Regions from separate parts of the Homo sapiens genome. Here all the other regions are linked to region 3. A link is a loop called in an ENCODE intact Hi-C map of the cell type or tissue named here. Cell type or tissue: ascending aorta. All regions are shown on one strand.

Region 1 (2,500 bases), 110 kb before region 3:
TTTGGGGAGAAGTGGGAGGCAGTAGTGGCAGTTGGGATTTTCTAGAAGAGAGGTAGTAAAGCTTTTAGTGTTTTCACGTAGACTACCATATTATCCACTTATTTTAGGTATAAGACTATATGCCACATGTTCATCTATGTGTAATTTATAAAAAAAATACGCATATATCATATTTACTCAACTCAACAGACTGAATGGATTACTTATTCTTTGTAACTTGAGTTTCATTTAGAAGTTTTTTTTTTCTTAAAAAATTTTTTTAGGCTGGGTGTGGCGGCTCATGTCTGTAATCCCAGCATTTTGGGAGGATGAAGTGAGCAGATCACTTGAGGTCAGGAGTTTGAAACCAGCCTGGCCAACATGGTGAAACCCTGTCTCTACTAAAAATACAAAAATTAGCCAGGAGTGGTAGTGCATGCCTATAATCCCAGCTACTCAGGAGGCTGAGGCAGGAGAATTGCTTTAACCTGGGAGGTGGAGGTTACAGTGAGCTGAGACTGTACCGCTGCACTCCAGCCTGGGCAATAGAGTAAGACTCTATCTCCAAAAACAAAACAAAAAAAATTTTTTTTAGATGGTGTCTCTCTATGTTGCCCAGGCTGGTCTGGAATCCCCACCTGCCAAGTAGCTAGGATTACAGGCTCATGCCATGCCGCCCAGCTCCCATTTGAAAGTTTGACAACTGCAGCAATGTAGGACTGTGCGGTGGGGCAAGGAGAGGGCAATAAGAAAAGCTAAAAAGGAATCCCACATAGTCAACCCAGGAGCCTGACTCCAGAATTGCAGCTGCTAATCCAGCCTCATGGGCCCTCCATGGTCTGTGTTGGGTTCTTCTACACTGTGCAGAGGGTGAGGCAATGTCCTATACTCCACACTGGCAGCTGGCAGTGAAAGATGGCACAGGGCCGGAGCTGCTCCCACATCTCTTCTCCTTGCTAAAGATAAGTGCACACCTGCCACTGCTTGAGAAAGACAGCCAAGAGCTGTCACTGCATGCCTGTTCTGAGAACCTGTTGGCTGGCCCTCTTCCTGTGCTCCTGGTGGCCAGCGGGAGCCCTGGGCCCTTAACTGAGCCCCTCCCCCATCCTGCAGTCGTAACTCTGCTCCCAGAGGCAGCTCCTTCCAGCCACGTGGCCCCTGGCGCCGAGGCCAGGACCTTGGCACATCCCTTTGGAAAGGTGGCCAACTCCACACTTGCCAGATTCTCACAGTTTTCTGACCGGTGTCTCCAGTGAAATGAGTGCAGGGGGTGAGACTATATTTAGCCCAACTCAGAAAGAATGCTCCAGGGCACACACTAACAGTAATAAAACAAGGCTACTGTTAACCTTTATTGAGCACTTACTGTCTACCATGCTTTATGCTAAGCACTTTGTATGCTGTATTTTACTGAACCCTCATAACCATTTTACGAGAGCAGTGCTATGTTCATGCTAAGAAAACTGAGGCCAGACATCTCATAGCTGGTGGTGTTGGGATTCCCCTCGTGTGTCCCACTGCTGAGCTGTGTCACTTCCAACTTGGACACAACAGTGAGCTTCACCCAGGTCATCTCATCTCAATGTGCTACCCCTCTGCATGGCCACATCTACCAGGCTACCCACGAGTAGTCCCATCCCCAGCGGATGGCTAGAAGGGCCACCCACGCTCATAAGCACATTGTGTAACTGCACAGATGCTTGGGCTGCATAGACCCGTCCCCAAGGACCAGTAAGGCGCCTTCCTCTGCAAATCATTTCCTGAACTCTGACAGCCTTTACTGAGCAGACTCAGTATGTCCTGTCTTCAAAGGCGACACCTCTTTCATTGGTGTGGGGACAACTTCCTCTGCTAGATTCAGCATTTTTTGAGTGCAAAAACTATGTACTCTATTTCTTTCACATTAAAGAAAAAAAATCACTGACTTCAGCCAGGCATGGTGGCTCACACCTGTAATCCCAGTGTTTTGGGAGGCCAAGGCGGAAGGATCACTTGAGCCCAGGAGTTTAAGACCAGCTTAGGCAACATGGTGAGACCCCCCCATCCCTACAAAAAATACAAAAATTAGTCAGGCATGGTGGCACGCACCTGTGGTCCCAGCTACTCGGGAGGCTGAGGCGGGAGGATAGCTTGAGCCTGGGAGGTTGAAGCTGCAGTGAGCTGTGATCACACCACTACACTCCAGCCCCGTGGGAGAGTGAGACCCTGGTCACTTGATCATCTGGCTTCATTTTAAGGCCCAGTGAGTTTAAACAACATAGCTGAGACCATGCAGCAGGACAGAGGTAGCATCAGGACCAGAACCTCAGGTTCCTAACTGTCAGGCACAATAAATTCTGGTCCGGTTGATCTGATGGATGTACTCAGGTAGAGTGAGGCAATGAAGCAATTACTTAAAGGCCAACCTCCGTGGCCCCATTGCTGCTGATCACCTCCTCACTTTGTTGAGATGAAAGCATGTTGGGGGTATGGTGGGTCTGCTGGCAGCTAATGCCTTTATGTGGTGGACCCCACAGGTAGC
Region 2 (2,500 bases), 61 kb after region 3:
ATAAATGTAAATGTGGAAGAAGAGGACACTTATAAATTTTATGAGATGCTAAAAATGATTCTCACTAGAGTTATTCAAGTCTTACTAATCCCAGTGTCTCCCTACCCCAGCATCCCCAGGACAGAGCTGGCTTGTTCCAAAACTCAACAAGATGATTCTCTGGTCTTTTTTCCTCAACTTTAGCTCATAACTCTGATTCACATGGTTTGCATCCCACTGAGCTTAGGGTGTCCAAGTCCATTTAAGATGTACTTCCCTTGTGGGTTGGCAGTTACAGTGATGGCTTCCAATGGAGCCAGGGCTTCCTCCTGTATCCATACTCTTGTCCAGTCCCCACCCACATTGACTTGGAGCTTGTACGACTTGCTTTTGCTAATAGGACAGTAAATATCCCATGTGCTGTGCATCAGGGGAATGGGACAAAGTGTGGCCTTTACCTGAGGGTGCAGGACAAGAGACAAGACTTGAAAAACCATTGTGAGGTCAGCCTTTTCCTCTCTCTTGCTGCTTTTAGAACCCAGACACCATGTGAAGAAGCCAAGGCTGGTCTCTGGAGACACATGGCCCAGCTAACAGCCAGCATCTGTTGCTAGAGAAGTAAGGCTAACTTAGACTATCCAACCCCATTTTGAGCTGTCAAATGACTGCAGCCAGAAGAATGACCCCCAGGTGAGATGAGCAGAAGAACCACCTAACTGAGCCCAAACCCAATCCCTGACCCACAGAACCCTGAGCAAATAAAATGGTTGTTTTCAGCCACATAGTTTCGAGGCAGTTTGTTATGCTGCAAAGGCTAACTCACAGAATTCTCTTTCTACTTTCTGTACTTTTCTACCAACTACCAGTACTTTCCTCCTCCTAACCAACCCTTCTAAAAAACAGTACCCTCTGCCCCTCCCCTCTCATAGGCACCTCAACTGACCTTTCACCAAAGAAAAACTCACCCTCCACTCAGAGCAAGCGTTCCATCAGCAAAGACCCAATGACTGTCCCTGTACTGCTTCCTCTCAAGAGTTAAGCCTTGACTTCACTGCATGTAAAATTTCCTTTAAAAAAAATTCTTTTTGAAAAAAATGTGGTTTTGCTTCCAAACGATGTTCCAAAGCTCTCTGGCTCACCAAGGAGTAATCCCTCAGTTGGAAAGCATAGCAATGCTGCTATTTTAGAATGGCACCAGGCCTCTGGCTTCTTGATTCAGCCAGGGCCGCTGATGCTTCTTCAGGGAAAACTAAAACAACTGCTTAAGATATAGGGACTTATCCCTAAGGGATATTTCAGAAAAGAGAGGCCTTCTGCCTTATTTCCATTCTTCCCCTTTCTACCCAACCCTGTGCTCCCCAGACAAAGATGGGTCTTCTTCCTCCTGAGCAACTGAACTTCTAACCTGCTTAAGTGGAGGCCCATCTGTCATCCCTGACCCTGTGGCCTCCCCCACACTCGTCCTAATTGTTCTCTGATGAAGGCTGAGCGTAAGCCTATGTAACACTGCAAAAATGCACGGCTGGCTGACCAAACATTAGCAAGAGAGACAGCTATGAAAAAACAATATGCCTGTTTGCTCAACCTCCCTTTCTGCCGGCAGACTAATTCTGGAAATTTTCCCACTCTCTGAGGGAAGAGGTGCTTGCTAATCCAGCCAAGTGTCAAAATGGATGGTGTTTGAACAGCTTCCTTTGGCTAGAGTTGTTTTTCAGATGGTCCCTTGGTAGAAACTCTTGTGGGTTCTGTGCAGAAGACTTCTCCCCTGGACCCAGTAAAGGGGGCAGTTAGGGGAGGGGTCACTTCTTATGGTAATAATTGCCTTATATCAGGCACTGCTCTTCCCCAAGAGATTAGCTGGGGCACAGGTCAGTCTTGATACACAGAGGGTGAGGAGGCTGCTTCGGGCACTGGAGGCGACTCATCTGCAACGAGGAAAGGAACTGAGGTTTGAGAATGGAATCAACAGATTCAGAGGCCAAGCCACAGGACTGATGTCAGCTGTGACCACCTCTCTGGAAATGCATTCAGGATCCAAGATTCCTAGGCCTCACCAAGGTGGGTCAAAGAAGACTCACGATGACAGGAATAGACCTGGCATGGTTTGCGTCTCCCCGTCCACCTACAAGTTCCAGGAGTATTCCCTCCTGGTCTCCCTTCTCCAGGGAAACCTTCCCTGTCACCTTCCCAGTGAGATCAGTCCCTATAATCTGTTTATCCATTTAGTCTCTCCCTCCTTTGGGCCCCACTGTATCAGGAACATTCTCCCATCTAGTACTTCTGCATGTTATGACACTTACTTGTGATATAGGTTTATCTCCTTCTGAGGAACTCTGGCCTGCTACAGAGAGGGGACACGTCTTATTTACTCAATATCCTCTGATAACCAACGCGATGTGTGTACTTAGCAGGACTGAGTAAATGCTTACTGAGTGGGTGAACAATCCTATTTTCCATTTAACTCAGAGCAGGTAAGAGTGTGCAAGGTCACCTAGCAGGTGGGTGCCTGAGCCTGGATTTA
Region 3 (2,500 bases):
ATTCACAATAGCAAAGATATGGAATCAACCTAAGTATTCATAAATGGAGGACTGGATAGAGAAAATGTGTTACATACACAGTGGAATACTATTCAGCCAAATAAAAGACTGAAAGCATGTCTTTTGCAGCAAGATGGGTGGAATTGGAGGCCATTATCTTAAGTGAAGCAACTCAGAAACAGAAAGACAAATATTGCATGTCTTCACTTATAAGTGGGGGTTAATAATGTGTACACATGGACATACAGTGTGGACTGACAGACGATGGAGACTTGAAAGGCTGGGGGTGCTGGGGGTGAATGATGAGAAATCACTCAATGGATACAATGTATGTTATTTGGGTGATGGATACATTACAACCTCTGACTTCACCATTATGCAATAGATCCTTGTAACAAAATGACACTTGTACCCCATAAATTTATTTAAAAATTTTTTAAAAGAAACTGGCACAGAAATAATATCCTCTAGTAACCATTAAGTGTGAAAAAAAAATGCTTGAAAATGTTGACCCTTGGGAAGGAGGGATATTGAAGGTCTTGGCATGTGTTCCTGTCTATGAAACACATTAAGTCACAGACATGTCTCCCCCACCCACATAAACTGAGGAACATCTATCTGTTTAGGAAATAAGCTGTCCTAGGTAACCACCACTCCCATCCTACCACCCTTGGCCTTTTGCTTGGTGGCCTGGTTTGTCCCTGGGCATGCCCACAGACCTCTTAGCTCTAGATGTGATGATCAAAGGGAAGGTCTTAGCTCATCAACCGTGGGACCCAGAATGACCTGCTCTGGATAAGCCTGAGCAGCTCAGGAGGGACCTGGCATTTTGTCAAGTATATGGGCTAGAAACTAGAGTATTGCATTTATTTAGGCAAAGGCATTAAGCCGCAAGTATTTCACTTGATAAATTGGGTGATTTAGACCATATTTATACTCTGGATTTCTGGGAAACAATAACAAAGCATAATAATCAAATGTAGAAATTTTTGAGGATGAAATCATTTTTATAGAATGTTAACTTTGGAAAGCCCTTCAAGGTCTTCCAATGCTGTCCATTTACCAAATGGAGGAAGAGCGAGATCTGGAAGTAAACTGACTTGCTGTAGCTAGCTGGTGGCAAACTAAGCCTCAGAAAACCCAATACAGTGCCCCTTGCACCACAAGATGCCACTCATCACAAAAACTTGATTTCACCCAGCGTTCCAGCAGAATCATGTGGACTGAATAATAGCTGGTGCCACACATCAGCCCAAAGACGGTCATTTGTAAAAAGCCAAGCCCATCTAGAGCTTAACTAAAAAGCACAAATGTGGTAATGGAACATTCCTCTTGATCTCATGCTCCCAGTTACCAAATGTCCTATTACTTCTATTTCCTTTTTTAGACACTTGGTTACAAGAGATGTCTGTACCTGTTGTTTCCTCTTGTTTTCACCGTCTATGACTAAGTAAAATTTCCTGGCTAGACATCTCTTTAACCCCCTGTAAATTGGCTTCTTTTTTTCACCACTTTGATAAAGCTGCTTTGGCAAAGGTCATCGACGGTTTTAATTACCAGAGATGATGGCAGATTTCCATACCTTTCCTTTTTTTTTTTCTAGAACTCTCTGCTGCATGTGCTACTGTTGGTCTTTCCTCCACCTTGCAGAGGTCCTCCCTGGCTACCTATGAGGTTGCTTCTTGCTCTCTTCCTATTTCCTTGAACATTTCTTCTCTGTCTCCTTTTGCAGTCACCTCCTAACCACCTAAAATTCTTGTTCACCCCAGACTTGTTCTTGTTTTATTATTTTACTGCTTTCTTGGAGATATTTCAGTCAACCTCAATGTTTTAATCTTCATCTGTTTTGGTTATATGTTGCTACAACAGACCACCTGAAATTTAGTGGTTTCAAACAGTAACAAATTAGTATCTTCACAATCTTTTGGGTTACCTGGGTGAATATTCTTTGTGCAGTATTGGCTAAGGTGCTAACAGGGTTGATTGCTCAAAAATAGCCTCACTCATATAGCTGAAAATTGGTGCTGGCCACTTTACTGAGACAACTGAGGACCTTACTATTCTTTTTCTTTTTTCTTTGTTTTTTGACAGGGTCTCACTTTGTCACCTAGGCTGGAGTGCAGTGGTGTGATCTTGGCTCGCTGCAGCCTCGACCTCTCTGCTCAAGCAATCCTCCCACCTCAGCCTCCTAAGTAGCTGGTGAGACTACAGGTACACGCCACCATGCCTGGCTAATTTTTGTATTTTTTGTAGAGACAGTTTTCCTCATGTTGCCTAGGTTGGTCTTAAACTCCTGGGCTGAAGTTATCTGCCCACCCCAGCCTTCCAAAGTGCTGGGGATTATAGGTATAAGCCACCACAGGCAGCCATTATTCTTCTATATACTACTCTCCTCATGGCTGCTTGAGATTCCTTACAGATGAGGGCTGTGTTCCAAAAGGAAGGAGTCTGTGGAAGCTGCTGGTTCTCATAAGACAGATTTTAAAGTTCCATCTGACAC

Evidence for each region. Hi-C counts contacts between places; a loop is a spot of excess contacts. Peaks named below come from ENCODE experiments on the same cell type or tissue, not always from the same donor. Only the 100,000 strongest peaks of a DNase experiment are listed, where the experiment ranks them.
Region 1: it touches region 3 in a loop (2.0-fold over the local background); 10 of 110 quality-filtered maps call a loop at or near these places.
Region 2: a loop joins it to region 3, with 2.9 times the contacts of the local background. A loop is called at or near these places in 3 of 110 quality-filtered maps.

The regions. Positions count from the first base shown.
Region 1 is chr4:26,203,655-26,206,154 of GRCh38, reverse strand. All of the region lies in intron 2 of LOC124900690 (a long non-coding RNA gene), which reads left to right. It also overlaps a transcript of RBPJ not described here. Among named protein-coding and RNA genes, the nearest start is that of RBPJ, 120 kb to the left of the region's middle. RefSeq lists enhancers at 1,055-1,556, 1,540-1,629. In ascending aorta, no CTCF peak of the experiment used is centred here; a DNase peak (open chromatin) is centred at 1,104; H3K27ac peaks cover 1,174 bases.
Region 2 is chr4:26,031,768-26,034,267 of GRCh38, reverse strand. No RefSeq gene overlaps it. Among named protein-coding and RNA genes, the nearest start is that of LINC02357, 38 kb to the left of the region's middle. In ascending aorta, no CTCF peak of the experiment used is centred here; DNase peaks (open chromatin) are centred at 1,187, 1,457 and 1,937; H3K27ac peaks cover 1,797 bases.
Region 3 is chr4:26,092,577-26,095,076 of GRCh38, reverse strand. All of the region lies in intron 2 of LINC02357 (long intergenic non-protein coding RNA 2357), which reads right to left. Among named protein-coding and RNA genes, the nearest start is that of LINC02357, 23 kb to the right of the region's middle. In ascending aorta, no CTCF peak of the experiment used is centred here; a DNase peak (open chromatin) is centred at 1,216; H3K27ac peaks cover 1,663 bases.